Regions from separate parts of the Homo sapiens genome. Here region 1 is linked to region 2. Evidence: read pairs that join two places in POLR2A ChIA-PET (ENCODE). Cell type or tissue: HepG2. All regions are shown on one strand. Region 1 overlaps NFE2L1 (NFE2 like bZIP transcription factor 1). Region 2 overlaps PNPO (pyridoxamine 5'-phosphate oxidase).

Region 1 (5,000 bases), 110 kb after region 2:
TCTTCTTGTCCCTACTACCCTGACACAAACCAGGCTGGAGTTCTTCCAGAAACTTCCTTTAGAGAAGACAGGTGGTGTGTGGGGTGGACCTGAATTTCTGTTTTGGGTTGGGGTCTGTAAGTCACAGTGGCTGAGCCTTGGAAGGGGGGAGTGGAAAGCAGCAGATGCAGAATGGCCAGGCCGTGGCAACAGACAGTGCAAGGGAGGCAGAGCATGTAGCATCTTCCTGCTTGCTTCAGGACTCTTTCACTCTCTTCTGTTGTTTCTGGGAGTTTGGGACTCGGGGCCAGCCATTAGCCTGGGAATGGGAGGGAGACTGCAGGGCTTCAGCCATTCTGGGAAAGAAGCTTCAGCCCCAGGCAGCCAAGGCCCAGGTCAATCAGACTTACAGTTCCTGTTGCCACAGGTGCCTAGTGGGGAGGACCAGACGGCCCTGTCCCTGGAAGAGTGCCTTAGGCTGCTGGAAGCCACCTGCCCCTTTGGGGAGAATGCTGAGGTGAGCAGGACTCCAGTGAGAGTCCACCAAGTGAGCAGGGCAGCCTGTACCTGGTGTGTCCCTCCATGGCTGAGGGGCCAGCTGTTGGTTCTGGCCTTATTCTGGCTGCTGGGGGTAAATGCAGAGGAAGGAAGAACAGAAACAGGTCCAGGTGGTAATCTCTGGGAGGAAAGCACAAGGTTTTTCCTTCCCCCTTGTTAAAGCCTCTGTGTTTTGCCCTAGTTTCCAGCAGACATTTCCAGCATAACAGAAGCAGTGCCTAGTGAGAGTGAGCCCCCTGCTCTTCAAAACAACCTCTTGTCTCCTCTTCTGACCGGGACAGAGTCACCATTTGATTTGGAACAGCAGTGGCAAGATCTCATGTCCATCATGGAAATGCAGGTAGGATTGTCGGAACCGGGCACAAACCTATTGGATTTTGCACAGATTGTCTTAGCACTCAGTTGCTTTTCCATCTCCAAGGAGAGAAAGTGTAATACTTTCCCTGAATCATAGAGAAGTGGGGACAATGAGAAGAAACCTGTCCAGGTGTGTCCTTGGGGCAATGGGAGCTGGAGACAGGTAGGGTTTGGGTTAAATAAAACTCAGGACTCAGCCTTCCAAATCAGGGCCTGCCTCCTGGGTGTGCCTTCTTCCTTTCCTTCAGGCAGATAGGCACTTGGCTGAATGCTTCCAAGGTTGTGCGTTAATAATAGCTGACATTCACATGGTGCTTCACAGCCATCGTTCGCTCACTTGGCCCTCACAGTCATCTAGTCAGCCTTTATCTCAAAGGTGAGGAAATTGAAGCTCAGAGGTTAAATGATGTGCCCATCGTCACACAGCAAGTGGTGCAGCTAGGTTTTCTGACTTAAGTCTGGGTGTTCTTTTCACTGTGCTGATTTTGCAGTAACAAGGTAGTGTTTTCTTCCTCTCCCTCCAAGATGGGGGAGTCTGGCCAAACATGAGGAAAAGCTGATCAGTCCTATATTAGGGTGGAGCCTACATGGAAGAACCCATCTCTGCCAGGCCTGGTGGACGAAGCTGGGTCAGGAGCTGACACTGTGGGCTTTGGTTTATAGTATTTTGCCTTTACACCCATGCAGCTGTGCCTCTGTTGGGTGCCTGCAGTGTGTGAGCCCCAGGGGAGGGAGTCAGTTCCTAGTGAACAGTGGTGCTCTTCTCCCCTCCCAGGCCATGGAAGTGAACACATCAGCAAGTGAAATCCTGTACAGTGCCCCTCCTGGAGACCCACTGAGCACCAACTACAGCCTTGCCCCCAACACTCCCATCAATCAGAATGTCAGCCTGCATCAGGCGTCCCTGGGGGGCTGCAGCCAGGACTTCTTACTCTTCAGCCCCGAGGTGGAAAGCCTGCCTGTGGCCAGTAGCTCCACGCTGCTCCCGTTGGCCCCCAGCAATTCTACCAGCCTCAACTCCACCTTCGGCTCCACCAACCTGACAGGGCTCTTCTTTCCACCCCAGCTCAATGGCACAGCCAATGACACAGCAGGCCCAGAGCTGCCTGACCCTTTGGGGGGTCTGTTAGATGAAGCTATGTTGGATGAGATCAGCCTTATGGACCTGGCCATTGAAGAAGGCTTTAACCCTGTGCAGGCCTCCCAGCTGGAGGAGGAATTTGACTCTGACTCAGGCCTTTCCTTAGACTCGAGCCATAGCCCTTCTTCCCTAAGCAGCTCTGAAGGCAGTTCTTCCTCTTCTTCCTCCTCCTCTTCCTCTTCTTCCTCTGCTTCTTCCTCTGCCTCTTCCTCCTTTTCTGAGGAAGGTGCGGTTGGCTACAGCTCTGACTCTGAGACCCTGGATCTGGAAGAGGCCGAGGGTGCTGTGGGCTACCAGCCTGAGTATTCCAAGTTCTGCCGCATGAGCTACCAGGATCCAGCTCAGCTCTCATGCCTGCCCTACCTGGAGCACGTGGGCCACAACCACACATACAACATGGCACCCAGTGCCCTGGACTCAGCCGACCTGCCACCACCCAGTGCCCTCAAGAAAGGCAGCAAGGAGAAGCAGGCTGACTTCCTGGACAAGCAGATGAGCCGGGATGAGCACCGAGCCCGAGCCATGAAGATCCCTTTCACCAATGACAAAATCATCAACCTGCCTGTGGAGGAGTTCAATGAACTGCTGTCCAAATACCAGTTGAGTGAAGCCCAGCTGAGCCTCATCCGAGACATCCGGCGCCGGGGCAAGAACAAGATGGCGGCGCAGAACTGCCGCAAGCGCAAGCTGGACACCATCCTGAATCTGGAGCGTGATGTGGAGGACCTGCAGCGTGACAAAGCCCGGCTGCTGCGGGAGAAAGTGGAGTTCCTGCGCTCCCTGCGACAGATGAAGCAGAAGGTCCAGAGCCTGTACCAGGAGGTGTTTGGGCGGCTGCGAGATGAGAACGGACGACCCTACTCGCCCAGTCAGTATGCGCTCCAGTACGCCGGGGACGGCAGTGTCCTCCTCATCCCCCGCACGATGGCCGACCAGCAGGCCCGGCGGCAGGAGAGGAAGCCAAAGGACCGGAGAAAGTGAGCCTGGGGAAGAAGGGGGTTTGAAGCCCACCAAGACCGAAACTGGAGAAGGGCTGGACCTGGACCTGGACCTGGACCTACAGCGGGGACTTAAATGCCTTCTTATCCAATATATCTTCTCAGATGGGATGACTGCGGGTCAGTGTACAGGAAGAGGCAGGCACTGGCTGGCTCAGCTCCACTCGGGTGGAGTGGAAGTGGCCAGACCATTTAGACGGACAGGGTCCTCACCCTACCCCTTTCCTGTGAGGCAGGGGTGGTGGTGGAGTTGCTGGAGGTAGAGGAGCTATGTGGAGCAAAGGCCGACAGAGGGGAAGGAATGGACCTGTGAGAGGAAGGGAAGGTGGCAGAAAGTCTCATTTCAGGAAGGAGGGATAGAAGGAAGGAAGGAAGGAACCCCCCCCCCCCCGAAAAAAAAATCAAAGCGGGAAGAAAATCAGAGGGAAGGTTAAGGTTGGCTCTGGCCAGGATTCCAGGCAGCAGGTTGGAGTGACTGGTGGGCCTAGATCACTGGTGTGATAAACCCCAATTTTCACCCCGGGGGGGGTGGGGTACACAGACACAGGGTGGGGGTGGGGAGGGACGGTGTTAACTCTTTCTGCTCCTTGCATTTTGACATCCCTGAAGGGGAGCTCTTGGATATCATTGGCCATGTTTCAATCGAATGGAGCCACTGGGCCCCAACACTGGCTTTGAGATTTAGAGTCAAAGGGTAGAGTGAACAGGAAAGGGTCACGTGGTCCCATGTTGCAACAGCCCCAACATCACGCATGTCATTCACTGCCTTGCCACTCCATCTCCCTCCGTGCTCCAGCCACCCCTGAGCTGAGGCTCCCATTGTCTCCATCAGAGCCTGCATGTGTATGCCGTCCTCCCCTGGTCCGGTGTTTGTGTTCCCCACCCCTCACAGACTGCCTGAGCTCTTCTGTAAGCTGGGGTAGGGTGATGGCAGTGCTCCGGGAACTGGGCCTGCAGCCTTCCTCTTCTGGGACTGCTGTGAGGCAGAGGAATGATGGAGAATCTAGTGTAGCAGCCTCCAGGCAGGATTCAGCACAACACTGGGGAGTCACCCTTCCCTCGGGCCTCTGCCTACCAACAACTGGGCTTATCACTGGGAAAACACAAAAAATTACACAACCCAGCAACAACAAAAGAACTAGTCCTCTTAGAATTTCTTGCGCTTTGATTTTTTTAGGGCTTGTGCCCTGTTTCACTTATAGGGTCTAGAATGCTTGTGTTGAGTAAAAAGGAGATGCCCAATATTCAAAGCTGCTAAATGTTCTCTTTGCCATAAAGACTCCGTGTAACTGTGTGAACACTTGGGATTTTTCTCCTCTGTCCCGAGGTCGTCGTCTGCTTTCTTTTTTGGGTTTCTTTCTAGAAGATTGAGAAGTGCATATGACAGGCTGAGAGCACCTCCCCAAACACACAAGCTCTCAGCCACAGGCAGCTTCTCCACAGCCCCAGCTTCGCACAGGCTCCTGGAGGGCTGCCTGGGGGAGGCAGACATGGGAGTGCCAAGGTGGCCAGATGGTTCCAGGACTACAATGTCTTTATTTTTAACTGTTTGCCACTGCTGCCCTCACCCCTGCCCGGCTCTGGAGTACCGTCTGCCCCAGACAAGTGGGAGTGAAATGGGGGTGGGGGGAAGCACTGATTCCCAGTTAGGGGGTGCCTAACTGAGCAGTAGGGATAGAAGGTGTGAACCTGGGAGTGCTTTTATAAATTATTTTCCTTGTAGATTTTATTTTTAATTTATCTCTGTGACCTGCCAGGGAGAGGGGAGAGAGAGAGAGATGCTGTTGAGCACATGACAAAATAAAATAAAATGGATGATTCATTCTTAAGTGCACTTTTTCCCCACTTTGAATTTAAATTGAGAATAAAGGAAATGGACTCATTGTAGGGAGGACTGGCCATTGCGTGGCTAAGGCAGAGCTCACATGGGAAGATGGGTGGAGAACTGGGGAGGTTGACAGTGGGGA
Region 2 (5,000 bases):
TTAACATAGGGGTTTGGGGTGACACAATTCAGCCCATAACAGGGCCCCAGGCTGTGGTGTCATACCTCTAGGACAAATCCCCAGGAGCACATGGGACGGGGTAGCCTGACAGCCCAATAAAGGGGGTGCAGCTGGAGGGGGTGCTGAGACATCCTTTGGGGAGAGGGACTATAGCCAGAACATTGAAGCAGACTCTGACCACAGTGCTCTGCTCTTTGCTCCTAGAGATGGAAAACCCTCTGCTCGCATGTTGCTGCTGAAGGGCTTCGGGAAAGATGGCTTCCGCTTCTTCACTAACTTCGAGAGTCGAAAAGGAAAAGAGCTGGTGGGTGAAAAGAGCTAGTAATCTTTCCCAGGGCCTGCAGGGTTTGGCTCTTGCTTCCTCAGTCACCTTCTTATGCCACCCCACCCCCCCAGTCTACTTGCTCTCTGTGTGCAGGTGCCCTCCTGCCATGAGGCCTTGGCACTTGCTGTGCTCTTTGCCATAAATGAATGAATGCACTTTCTAACCAGCCTCACCCCATCAGCCATGACCTGTTCCTTCAGATCTCAGCCCACATGTTACCTCCTCAGGAAGGCCTTCCTTGACTCTCACTCAGACTCAGCCCCTCATGCTGTTTGCTGCCATTATAACTTGCAACTTTCTTTTTTGTCTTCTTCTTCAGTTTGTAACTGAGCATTTGTTTGGGTGATTATGTAACTGATATTTGTCTCCTCTGCTCAACAGTAAGCTCTGTAGGAGTGGAGGCTGCTCTGTTTTATCTCTGCTGTATCCCCCGCACGTCTCCTGTTGTCAGACCCAGAGTGGGCACTTCGCGTGCATTCAATGAATGAATCCAAAATGAGTAAACCTCCCTGAGTCCATGCCAGCCAAGCATGCATTTCTCAAGACTCACAAATCTGTGGGTGAGAGAAATCACCCAGTCTCACTTTGGAGTCCGACTGGCTTAAACTTAGCTCCACCACTTCCTGCAGGAACTTGGGCACGTGACTTAGCCTGTCTCTGTGTCTGTGACAATAGGCCTACTTTTGAGGGTTTAAATGAGCTCTTACGGTGGGTGCATCTGCTGTGGGCCTGCGCACTACAGCTCTCCTGCCTTTTCCCTGCATGCCGGAGGCCTCCTCTCCCTGTCCTGATGGCTGGCTGTGGATTCTCTTTTACTTCTAGGACTCTAATCCCTTTGCTTCCCTTGTCTTCTACTGGGAGCCACTTAACCGTCAGGTGAGTGAATTTTCCCAGGACAGCCTGGGATGGGCTGGGTTGGCAGGGCCTGAGTTTATGGCTACGTCTAGCGAAGGTCCCCAGACTGGGCAAACATCCCAGCTGGGCACTCTGCCTCTAAAATAGCCCTCAGTTAGTTGGAGCCAAGAGTGGTGGGGCAGCCGATCGAACAGAGAGGAACGGGGCCTGTGCTGGTAGGGAGGGCAGGTGGCATTTAATGCCATTCACCCAGAGCCATCCCTGAGCAGGTGCGTGTGGAAGGCCCTGTGAAGAAACTGCCTGAGGAGGAGGCTGAGTGCTACTTCCACTCCCGCCCCAAGAGCAGCCAGATTGGGGCTGTGGTCAGCCACCAGAGTTCTGTGATCCCTGATCGGGAGGTGAGTGGAGCTCCGCTGTAGTCCTCCAGGTGGTGGAGGCTTTGGCTTATCCCCAGAAGCTGTCCCCAGGAGATGCCAGGAGATGTCCCCAGGAGATGTCCTCTCTCTCCAGCCCAGTGAAAACAGTGAAAAGGACAGTGAGAAGGGAAAGTGGGGGTAGGGAGAGGGGAAATAGGCCTCCTCTGTCCATCTGGCCATCCTGTTGACTGCTCCTGGAGGACAGAGGCCAGTCTGCTCTGCTCACCCATGTCCCCAGCACATATCCCCAGGAAGTCCTTGTTAATGAATCATTGACTGGGCCTGGCCCTTCTTCTAACTCTTCCCCCTGGACAGTATCTGAGAAAGAAAAATGAGGAACTGGAACAGCTCTACCAGGATCAAGAGGTGCCCAAGCCAAAATCCTGGTGAGTGACATCTGGTAGTCCTCTAGAAAGGGACACCAGGCCCCTGTGTTTACTTGAAGCCACCTGCCTGGGGAATCACAGATCTCCTCCTCCCTGGCCACCCTTGTCAGATGCATCCCAGCAACTTCCTTCAAGAGGCCCTGGGATGAGGGGTGAGGGTGGGAGAGTGACCTGGCTAGAAAACTCCACAGAGCACTGAAACCTCTGCTTCTCCTTATAGGGGTGGCTATGTCCTGTACCCTCAGGTGATGGAGTTCTGGCAAGGTCAAACCAACCGCCTGCATGACCGGATAGTCTTTCGGCGGGGCCTACCCACAGGAGATTCCCCTTTGGGGCCCATGACCCACCGCGGGGAGGAAGACTGGCTCTATGAGAGACTTGCACCTTAACTCTGGGACCTGCTGGCCCAGAGTGGAGCTAGGGCTAGGTGTCAAGAGAGGGTGTGGGATTGGGACCCAGGCCCTTCTTTCTAAACTCAACCCATTTCCCTCCCTACCCCTTATCTTCAGGACTCTTCAGAGCTAATCCTCTAAGTTCTCTGTACTCAGTTGGTTCTCAGTTAGCTGGTCAAGTGGAGTGTAATGGTGGCGTAGAGAATCACAAATGGAAAATAATTCCATAATTATTTTTTTGACCTTGCCTATGATTGATTAGGATAGCTCCCTCTAGGGGTAGCAGCCGGTGTGACTCCCTTTCTGGTGACAGACAGGGCCCCAGCAGCCCTGTCTGTTACCATGTGAGTCATACTGGCCAAAGCTTAGTCCTAGCATATGCACCTGAGCCAACCTGGCCAATCAGATTGTTTTGTCAATAATTTGAAATTTGAACTGGAGAGATCCAGAACCTTGGGAGTCATTAAAGCCAAGTCATTCATAGCAGCCAGGAAACAATAGGAACCAAAAGCCTCTGCCTGCTGCTATTGCAATTCCCAGGATCTCTCCTTCCCTGGATCCCTCCCTCCCAGGTCTGGGCTGTGCAGTTCCTCCCCCTGCCTTAAAACACCCCACTATCTCTGTAAAGTCTCTCTCTCTCTTTTTTTTTTTTTTACTTAATCTAGCTAGAATCTATTTCTGTTGATTACAACTTAACTAACTCATTTACGGATAGGACTTTTTTTTTTCTTTTTTTCTTTTTTCTTTTCTTTTTTTTTTTTGAGATGGAGTCTCACTCTGTCACCCAGGCTGGAGTGCAGTGGTGTGATCTTGGCTCACTGCAACCTCTGCCTCCCAGGTTCAAGCAATTCTCCTGCCTCAGCCTCCCAAGTAGCTGGGACTACAGGCACACGCCACCACACCCAACTAATTTTTGTATTTTTAGTAGAGATGGGGTTTCACCATGTTGGCCAGGATTGTCTCCATCTCTTGACCTTGTGATCCACCCACCTCAGCCTCCCAAAGTGCTGGGATTACAGGCATGAGCCACCACACCCAGCGAGACGGGGTTTCATTATGTTGGCCAGGCTGGTCTCCAACTCCTGACCTAAAGTGATCTGCCCGCCTTGGCCTCCCAAAGTGCTGGGATTACAGACATGAGCCACCACGCTTGGCCGGGATAGTATATTTTTATAGCACTTCCCCTACTGATTGCTGCCTTCTCTGTGGCTACAAGGGACCCACAGAATTACAGGGAAGTTACAGGGAAGCAGGTTTCATCTCAATATTGGGAGAGATTTCAAACAATCACACCTGCCTGAGAAGGAGTGGGCTGTCACTAGGAATTTTTATTCCCAGTCCGTCAGGAATTTTGTAGAAGGGCTTCATGTGCTGGTACCAATAGGACAGGAAGATTTTAATCAGCTTTACTATCTATGTTTTTTTATGGAAACTGTGTGTATGTATACATACATTTTCCAAAAAGAAAAATTAAATGATTATAGAGATTATGTTTTTCAGACTACTCACGTATCTGCTTTTCTTACTCCCCACCTCTGCTGATAATTCCTAGTTCATTGGTTTTTCCCCCACACTGGAATTACCTGGGGAGCTTAAAAAACCCTGATGCCTGGGTCCCACCCTCAGAGATGATTGAACCAGCCTGGCCAGCATGGCAAAACCCTGTCTCTACTATGATATGAATGCAGCCTGGGCACTGGGAAATTTAAAAACTCCCCAGATAATTCTGTGCAGCCAAGGTTGAGACCTCCTAGTCTAGAGCTTTGCTATACACAGGGTGGTCCACAAGCCAGGAGCATCAGCATCACTTGGCAGCGCCTTAGAGATTCAGACCCCAGACCCACTGAATCTGACCCTGCATTTTCACTAGACCCCAGGTGATCAGCTGCACTAGACTCAACCTCTAAACCAAGACCTCCCACCCTCACAGTCTATGATCCTTTAGTGACCCTCAGCTGAGTCCTGTGCTGAACTGTGTTTGTTCTCCTTGAGCACATGCCCGCTAACCAGGGACAGACTGGATGAGCAAGCAACCTGCTGGCTATGGAGAAGAGCCAGGCTGGGTAAATGTTTGCTGTGACTAAGCCAGGATCAAAGAACTGCCTGTTGCTTGCACTGGCTGGCACTGAGCTTGCCACTCTGTGAACTGTGCTTCCTTCCCCTGCATGGACCTGTGCCTCAGTCACTATTATCCGCAGGCCTTCTCCAAGGGCAGCCCTCTCCTTGTTTATCCCTCTTAAGCCTGCGTGCAGGAAGGCACATTAACCCTGTGGCCCCCTGCAGGCAGGAGGGTGTTGGGTGCCCTTACCTACCTTGCCCTTTTTCTTGTACCGTAGGCTGTGCCGTTTATGAGTAAGTGATGTGTGTCTGTGTGTGTGTCTAGAAGTGCTGCACTCACCTTGTGTTATTGGAGGTTGTGTAACCCCCTAGCTTTGAGCCTGGTCTCAGATGTTCCTTTTCCGTTCTCTGTCCAGCCGTTACCGCCCCCAGTCTGTAATAAAAGCCTATCAGCCGTGCACTTTATTGATGTTCAACCCGGCCTGGTCTCCCTCAACCCCCAAGGAGGGGACTTGGGGAATTTAAGCAACTTTCCTGTCCCCTCACT

Evidence for each region. ChIA-PET counts read pairs that join two places held together with the same protein. Peaks named below come from ENCODE experiments on the same cell type or tissue, not always from the same donor. Only the 100,000 strongest peaks of a DNase experiment are listed, where the experiment ranks them.
Region 1: POLR2A ChIA-PET joins it to region 2 with 5 read pairs; 13 of 35 experiments call an interaction of 5 or more read pairs at or near these places.

Annotation. Positions count from the first base shown.
Region 1 is chr17:48,056,626-48,061,625 of GRCh38, forward strand. NFE2L1 (NFE2 like bZIP transcription factor 1) reads left to right here. Exons shown (of 6, transcript NM_003204.3): 4 at 407-496; 5 at 719-877; 6 at 1,670-4,920. The coding sequence ends at 3,016. Among named protein-coding and RNA genes, the nearest start is that of NFE2L1, 11 kb to the left of the region's middle. RefSeq lists enhancers at 1-199, 200-1,059. In HepG2, no CTCF peak of the experiment used is centred here; no DNase peak of the experiment used is centred here.
Region 2 is chr17:47,944,391-47,949,390 of GRCh38, forward strand. PNPO (pyridoxamine 5'-phosphate oxidase) reads left to right here. Exons shown (of 7, transcript NM_018129.4): 3 at 226-325; 4 at 1,169-1,222; 5 at 1,471-1,599; 6 at 1,933-2,003; 7 at 2,224-4,918. The coding sequence ends at 2,392. Among named protein-coding and RNA genes, the nearest start is that of PNPO, 5.3 kb to the left of the region's middle. In HepG2, CTCF peaks have their summits at 2,676 (motif pointing left) and 4,683 (motif pointing left); DNase peaks (open chromatin) are centred at 2,761 and 4,461.